Linked DNA regions of Homo sapiens: region 2 is linked to region 1. A link is a contact called in ENCODE Hi-C or POLR2A ChIA-PET data. All regions are on one chromosome and are shown on one strand. The core of a region is the stretch at or near the end of the contact, and the rest is flanking DNA. Distances in the headings are between cores, read along the strand shown.

Region 1 (3,540 bases), core at 497-2,996:
GCTGAATCTCCACTGGCTGAGATAGAGGAGTGTGGGAGGAGCCGGTTTGGAGGGTGAGGAGGAGGAGCAAGAGCTTATGAAAGTGTCAATCCTCATGGGCGGTGTATTATTTTTAAAAGTGTCTTACTACACATAGGTTTGTCCTGTTCCAGCTACAGTGTGAGGCTGAAGGGACTTATCAAGTACATAATTCATTGAAAGGCTACGAAGGGATAAAGAAAAATAACAGAAGGTCCCTGCAGCCTCTGGCTTAGCTGGGGAGACAGGATATGGACCCATCATGAAACATTAACAGGATGTGACAGAGAACCAGCTGTCACCAGACAGCACAGGACTGTGTTGTCATGCCCACACCATGTCGCTTACCACTTGCACCTGGTGCCAAGATGGAGGCTGAGTGTGGTTTTACAAAGCACACTTCCTACTGGCTGGAAAATCCCCTGGTAAAAATGACTGTATTCTGAAATTGGATTTTGGATTTTGAGATAATCCACCTAGGTTCAAATAGAAAGTGGGTAAAGGAGGGTCCCAAAATGTGAACTCAGCTAGCAAGAAAATGAAAACTAGGGACTGACAGCTACTAGTAACTATTTGAGTTGGATTTGCTGAGAATGGAGAAATTGGAGCATTCAGCTCCTGGAAAATATAAGTGCTGTGCCCCATTACTAACTTTGATTTTTAAACATGTCACTTAATTTTTCTGAACCTCAGTTTTCTAATCTATGAAATAGAGGTGACAAGTCTTACCCTATTTAACACAGTTGTGAGACTCAAATGAGACAGTCTTAAAACCTTTATAAAGCCCTGAAGAAATATCAGAATTCAATATTATTAAACAAATTCAAATAATATAGGCCCGTTTGGGGAAATGTCAGCTCCAGCACTACTTGGCTTGCATATGACATTTGTACCTCTGCAATATACAGGCATCTTTTATGTGGTTTGTTTCAGACAGGATATTTATAGAAAGCCACAGAACTACATCTATTTAACAAACTTGATCAAGAGGTTAATGTCCTGCCTTGCTAAGGATCACATCAAATGTTTGCCAACTGTAACAGTTACTAACATTTTTAAAATTAATTTTAAGTTCTAAAACTTCTAAATGAAATAGTCTTCTAAAAAATTGGAATATTACAGCTCAGATTCCCTCTGTTGACTATCCACAACCTAATCCCCTTTCTACCTCCACCCTCCACATCCCCCCGGGTAACCATTATTATCAATATGGTACAAACCTTTTTCTGGACACATAAACACATATGTGTACTTGTGATGTAGCATCATTGTGTGTGCTGTTATTGTTAGTGAGTTTTGTTTTGTTTTGTTTATCTAAAAGGCGTGCAGCATCTATTTGCAAGCTTTTTCTATTTAATAATATGTCTTGGAGAGCAATCCTTGTTAGTATACTAATACTACCTCATTCTTATTAACTGATGTGAGTCTTCTGTTTACTAGGTTTTTAGGGATTTTTAGATCAGTTTTTCTTAGCATTCCTCTTCCCGGAATTTTAATGCCTTCACTATTTCCTTGATAAATTACAACTTTGATGGGAATAAAAACGTGACCAAACTCTCCAGTTTCACATTCAAATATGGTAGCTGAGATCACATTTTGACAATCCTATTTCAGATATCATTCACAGGGCAGCAGCAAGTTTCCCCTTTTTTAGAGTGGCGCTAGATGGTTCCTACTGCCTGAGTTGAAGCCAACACCGCCAACCACATGCAGCAGCATCTGACTTTTACCAAGAGCCCTCTGGGCACCTGATGTCCGGGAAGTAGGCAGTCCCCTGCCATCAGTGACTCACAGACCCATCAGCTGCTTGTTTCCAAGGCAGACCTGCTGGCTCCTATTTTCAGATTTCCCCATAGCAGGGGAAACTCTACAGTCTGGTTTGAAAACAACTAGTAGAATTTGGAGGCCCCTCTCTTTAAGAATTTTTTTACGACTTCTGGGAGTTAGAGGAAAAAGCACAGGCAGGGAGGAAAAATTAGAAATTCAAAACACTGAAGCTCCGCCCAGGCACGGTGGCTCATGCCTGTAATCCTAGCACTTTGAGAGGCCAAGGTGGGCGAATAACCTGAGGTCAGGAGTTTGAGACCAGCCTGGCCAACATGGTGAAACCCCATCTCTACTAAAAATACAAAAAAAAAAAAAAAAATTAGCCATGAGTGGTGGTGCATGCCTGTAATCCCAGCTACTCGGGAGGCTGAGGCAGGAGAATCACTTGAACCCAGGAGGCAGAGGTTGCAGTGAGCTGAGATCGCACCACTGCACTCCAGTCTGGGCGACAGAACGAGACTCCACCTCAAAAAAAAAATTAAGCTCCAATGCCACATCATGAACACATTCCACCAAAAAGTTGTGCTTAGACAACATAGCATGAGCTGGTATCATTCAGTTATTTGTTCTACAAAAATTTATTAAGTCAGGAACTGGGAATACAATGGTGAACTAGAATGTAGGGTCCATTCATGGAGGCAGGGATTTTGTTTTGTTCTTTGCAATATCCCCAACGCCTAGAACAGTGCAGACCTTGCCATACGACAACATCTAGAACAATGCACGCACATAGTGGGCACTTAACAAATGTGCTGAATAAACACAAGAAAACAGAAAAAGAGCTATTTAGTGTTGGCATGGAAGGTTATGTTTAATTCTGAGGAGTCTATTTATGAGCTGCCCACATCCAGCAGAGAAAAACGAACAAGTAGCGTCTTCCTTAAAGAAAAAATAGGGTTTCTGAAACAAACCAGTACTCTGAGCCAAGCATCATCACTCACCCCAAGTGATCCAAGATAGAGAAGCAACATGCCTCACCTCTCCAGAGAAGTCACATTAGGGAGTGGCATGACTAATGTTACCAAAGTAAAATCCGCCAAGGGTCCTTATAGAGTCTGTTGTTTCTACCTGTGTAGTATCCCTCACTCTGCCTTTTGGTAACAGTGTTTTGTTTTCCTTTGAAGAACATGCCCCCAATTCAATAGGCTGGCTATAACAATGAAGGTACCTTCCATCCCTCACCCCTAACCCTCAACAGGAAATGGACATGTGACCAAGAAATTGACATGTGACCAAGATGAGCCAATCAAACACTCTTTCTATAATTTGCTTCTTAACGGCAAAGACTCAAAGTTGGAAAACAGCTGGAGTTGAGGCATGAATTATTTTAAGGGTAGCATCTTGAAGAGCAGACCCAACCACAATTGCTCTAGGCTTTAGATGCTTAGAGCTTTCCTGCTCTTGCATTTCCGAAACAAGATCTATTATTCTAGCTCTTTAGTACTCCCATCATTCTATGGGTTACTCCATAACTTGTCAATCAATACTAATTTTTTTTTCTTTTTTGGCTTAAGTTAACCAGTGTTAGAGTCTGTTGCTTTCAGAACTAACCCCATATAGTCCCCTGAACTGGGTTAAGAGGCAGGAAAAGGGTAATTGTGATGAGAGAGCGAGCTAATCCTGAAAAAACACAACTCTCTTTTAGGCAGGGTACAACACACCAAAGTTTGATTTAGTCAGGTGAGATTTTTATTT
Region 2 (3,540 bases), core at 378-2,877, 100 kb after region 1:
GGAGACATATATGTGCATGTACACATACCTCTTGCCTGTCAGGAAAATCATTTGCACTAAAATCCCAGACCTAAATCTGTGTAATCATTTCTCAATCTCTGTACATCCTCTGCCAAATCTTGCCACACAAAATCTGTGCATGGAGTCAGAGCAGGATATTTAGAAAGTGAACCTGAGCAAGGCTGAAGTTAGAGTATGCTGGGAGAATTCTTTGTTTACATTCTGCCTATGTGGAGGCTGGGAAGGGATATTTTTTCATCACATTTGAGTTCGGAATCCAGAAACATAACATTTCCATAATACCCAGACATTTTGGCCAAGATGTTCAAAGTATAAAGTGTATCAGGGTTGATTATGAATTTAATAAGAACTTAATTGGACTACTAGAATGTAATCACATTTATTAACTCTAGATCCATTTCTAAGCTTCTCTCCTCAGTGACCAAGTGTATTTGAATTTGTAGAAAAATAATTCAGGAGAATGATTTCTTAATATGATAACTCTCTCTTTTAGAGGAAAGAAGTTTGAGAAGAGGCATATTGAAATATTCACTGACCTCAGCAGCCGATTCAGCAAAAGTCAGCTGGATATTATAATTCATAGCTTGAAGAAATGTGACATCTCCCTGCAATTCTTGTAAGATCCTAAGAATAATGCATGTAGACAAATCCTATGATTTCCTAATATAGTGAATGGGCCCTCTGTATAGAGTACTTGGTTTATGGGAATTTTCGCTTTCTGCTCCAAGGCTGAATCTGTCAGATGACTGACTACTCAGCAAACATTTGCTGGTTACTCTCTGTGTTCTAGGAACTGTTCTGAGTGGTCGTGACAAAAAGATGAAAGTCAGTGATCCAGAAGAATTGAGCTTAGTGGCAGATCATTGTTTAGTGTTCTTAGACTCAAAGAATTGAGGATTAGAAGAACCCTTTGAGGATATTCAATTTGTCTCCTTCCTGCATAGAAGGCTTTACCCAAACAATTAGCAGATTGATGGATTTTTTTTTTTCTTAAACAGCTCTAGAGAACTGTGTCCTATACAGAGTGCATGTTTTAGGGTAGACAGGAATGCCAACTTGGGAATCATTCTAAATACATAACATGTTTATGTTTAACTCTTTTCAGATCCAAAAGTTGTGGACACATATATAAAATTTAATTTGCTTCTGTTAATTCAGAGATGGAGTATAAAACTTCAGGGGAAAAATATGTATTTCACAATTTATTAGGGAGAGAATTCCTCCTCAAAAAGTAACTTGAATATTCCCTCCGGGATTTACTTTCTCTGTGTTATATCCCTAACAAAAATTTCTTTTCACTACACTAACCCTTCTTGCTGCATTTGAAACATATTTTTTCTTGTCCTATTTTTGGTGAAAGTTGAGTGATGGTATAGAATGTTGAATTATTAATCTTCTGGGAATACTCGTTTTTCAAATTGAGAGCTATGCCAAGAAGCCTCTAGGTTAGAGTGGTAAGCCTTTGGCTTCATAAAATGCCTGCCTGGGGGTATTAAGAACTTGTTTTGCATGTGTGAGTAGTCTTCTCTTAAGACTACAGAGCGACATCTCCTTTCTGTACGACTGTGGAAAAAGAGTTCAGAATAACCCATCAAACCAATACTTGTTAAGATGGTACTTCAGAGAAATTAAGTGCTTTTAAGTGACACTTCTTACTGAGTTGAGGTTTTTCTCAGTACTTCAGAAGCCCAGCACAGCTTCTGGTCCTTTTTCATAATCTCAGGATGCCTTTACATGTTAGAAGCAGACTGCATTTCAGTGAATGTCATTCGAAAGAGCTACTCTTTTTTTCCATGAGCAATACAGAAAAGTGCAGAAGAGGAAGCATAGCCTTTGCTTCTATTTGCTTTTTATTTGGTTGTATTTTTTTCTTGGTAATATGCTTTCTTCCTGTGCTACAAACCTCCAGCATACAAAGTAGAGTTCATAGTTTTACTGTTTGGTGTATTCCATGTACAGCTGATTGTTGTAATTGGACTAAAAAAATACCAGCAGCTCAGAGAAGCCCTGTGTTCTGTTTTTAATTTATTTTTAATTTTTTTTTTTAGAAACGTCTTCTGTAGTGGCATAGTTATAGCTCACTGCAGCCTAAAACTCTTGGGTTCAAGTGAACCTCCTACCGGAGCCTTCTGTATAGCTGAGACTATAGATGCATGTTACCACACCCAGCAGTTTTTAGTTTTTCTTGGTTGTTGTTTGTTTTTGAGATGGAGTCTCGCACTGTTGCCCAGGCTGGAGTGCAGTGGTGCAATCTCGGCTCACTGCAACCTCCGCCTCCCAGGCTCAAGCAGTTCTCCTATCTCAGCCTCCCTAGTAGCTGGGATTTCAGGTGTGTGCCACCACGCCCGGCTAATATTTGTATTTTTAGTAGAGATGGGGTTTTACCATGTTGGCCAGGCTGGTCTTGAACTCCGGACCTCAAGTGATCCACCTGCCTCGCCCTCCCAAAGTGCTGGGATTACAGGCGTGAGCCACTGTGCCTGGCACAGTTTTTAGTTTCTTCTACTGACTACTGAGGAAGCTTATTTCTGATCTAACGCAGAATAGACAGAACAGTTATTATTTCTTTTTCCAGGATAACTTCCTTTCTCTTCACTTTTACGACATTTGTCCTTTTCTGGTTATTGCTTTGAAAACAGGAGTAACCTGATGCAAACCCTGTGTCTCACACTTTCCTCCCTGGAAACTTTTTACCTGATAAATGCAGGACATGCAAATTACATCATGCTGTATTTGCTAAGTATATGAAGAAAAATTGTAAACAGCCTTATTTTAAGTGTAGCAAATAAAATGAGAAATCACCTTAAAAACAAATTTATTTCTCACAGTTCTGGAGGCCGGGAAGTCCAAGATCACAGCACTAACAGATTTGGTGTCTGCTGAGAGATCTTTGCTCTCAAGATGGTGCCTTATTGCTGTGTCATCCCATGTCAAAAGGGCTAACACTGTTCTCACGTGGTGGAAGGACATAAAAGGCAAAAATGGCAAAAAGCCTCTCCCTTCAACCATTTTTTTTAAGGTCGCTAATTCCATTTATGAGTTCCCCACCCTCAGGACTTCATTACCTCCTAAAGGGCCTCTGTCTTAATAGTATCATATTGGTGATTAGGTTTCAAAATAATGATTTTGGGGGACACGTGTAGACCATTACAGTGTGGAAGAGGCCAGTCGGAGAGAGTGAAGCCAGCATAAAGGCAAATGAAGGTAAAATAGAGACAGAGAGAGTAATCCTTGCCACAGTTGAGACCCTGGGTCTGGACTTCCTAAGGCCTTGTGCCACCCTGCCCTTTCAGTTACTTGGTTATGTAGTAGCCAGTGATTTTCCCCTTTTACAAACCAAAGAGGTTTCAGTCACTTGAAACTGGGAGAATATTGGCTAAGGTAGGTAAGAGTCGTTTGACAGATGAGAAATTTGAAACTTGAAAAGGTTGACTGATGTGCTCATTTTCTCATAGCTGATGAGTTACAGTTACAGGATTAGAACACTAACTACTGTTGATCTTTCTTAATAGCTTGCCT

What was found. Hi-C counts contacts between places; a loop is a spot of excess contacts on that map. ChIA-PET counts read pairs that join two places held with the same protein, here RNA polymerase II (POLR2A). Pooled maps may share reads with other maps.
Region 2: a pooled map shows a loop between it and region 1 (2.8-fold over the local background). The contact joins two enhancer-like sites. A Hi-C loop is called at or near these places in 1 of 168 maps with a recorded cell type or tissue (GM12878), 26 of 37 single-sample maps with no recorded cell type and 10 of 50 pooled maps. POLR2A ChIA-PET finds 5 or more read pairs at or near these places in 8 of 52 experiments (GM10248, GM12878, MCF 10A and 5 more).

What each region holds. Positions count from the first base shown.
Region 1 is chr2:216,015,850-216,019,389 of GRCh38, forward strand. It overlaps a transcript of MREG not described here. Among named protein-coding and RNA genes, the nearest start is that of MREG, 4.1 kb to the left of the region's middle. RefSeq lists an enhancer at 149-228. Within about 2 kb of position 1,747, at least 3 of the 41 ENCODE cell types and tissues checked have a DNase peak (open chromatin) inside an H3K27ac peak, as active enhancers do.
Region 2 is chr2:216,118,529-216,122,068 of GRCh38, forward strand. It overlaps XRCC5 (X-ray repair cross complementing 5), which reads left to right. Exons shown (of 21, transcript NM_021141.4): 5 at 515-637; 6 at 3,534-3,540. Among named protein-coding and RNA genes, the nearest start is that of XRCC5, 11 kb to the left of the region's middle. Within about 2 kb of position 1,628, at least 3 of the 41 ENCODE cell types and tissues checked have a DNase peak (open chromatin) inside an H3K27ac peak, as active enhancers do.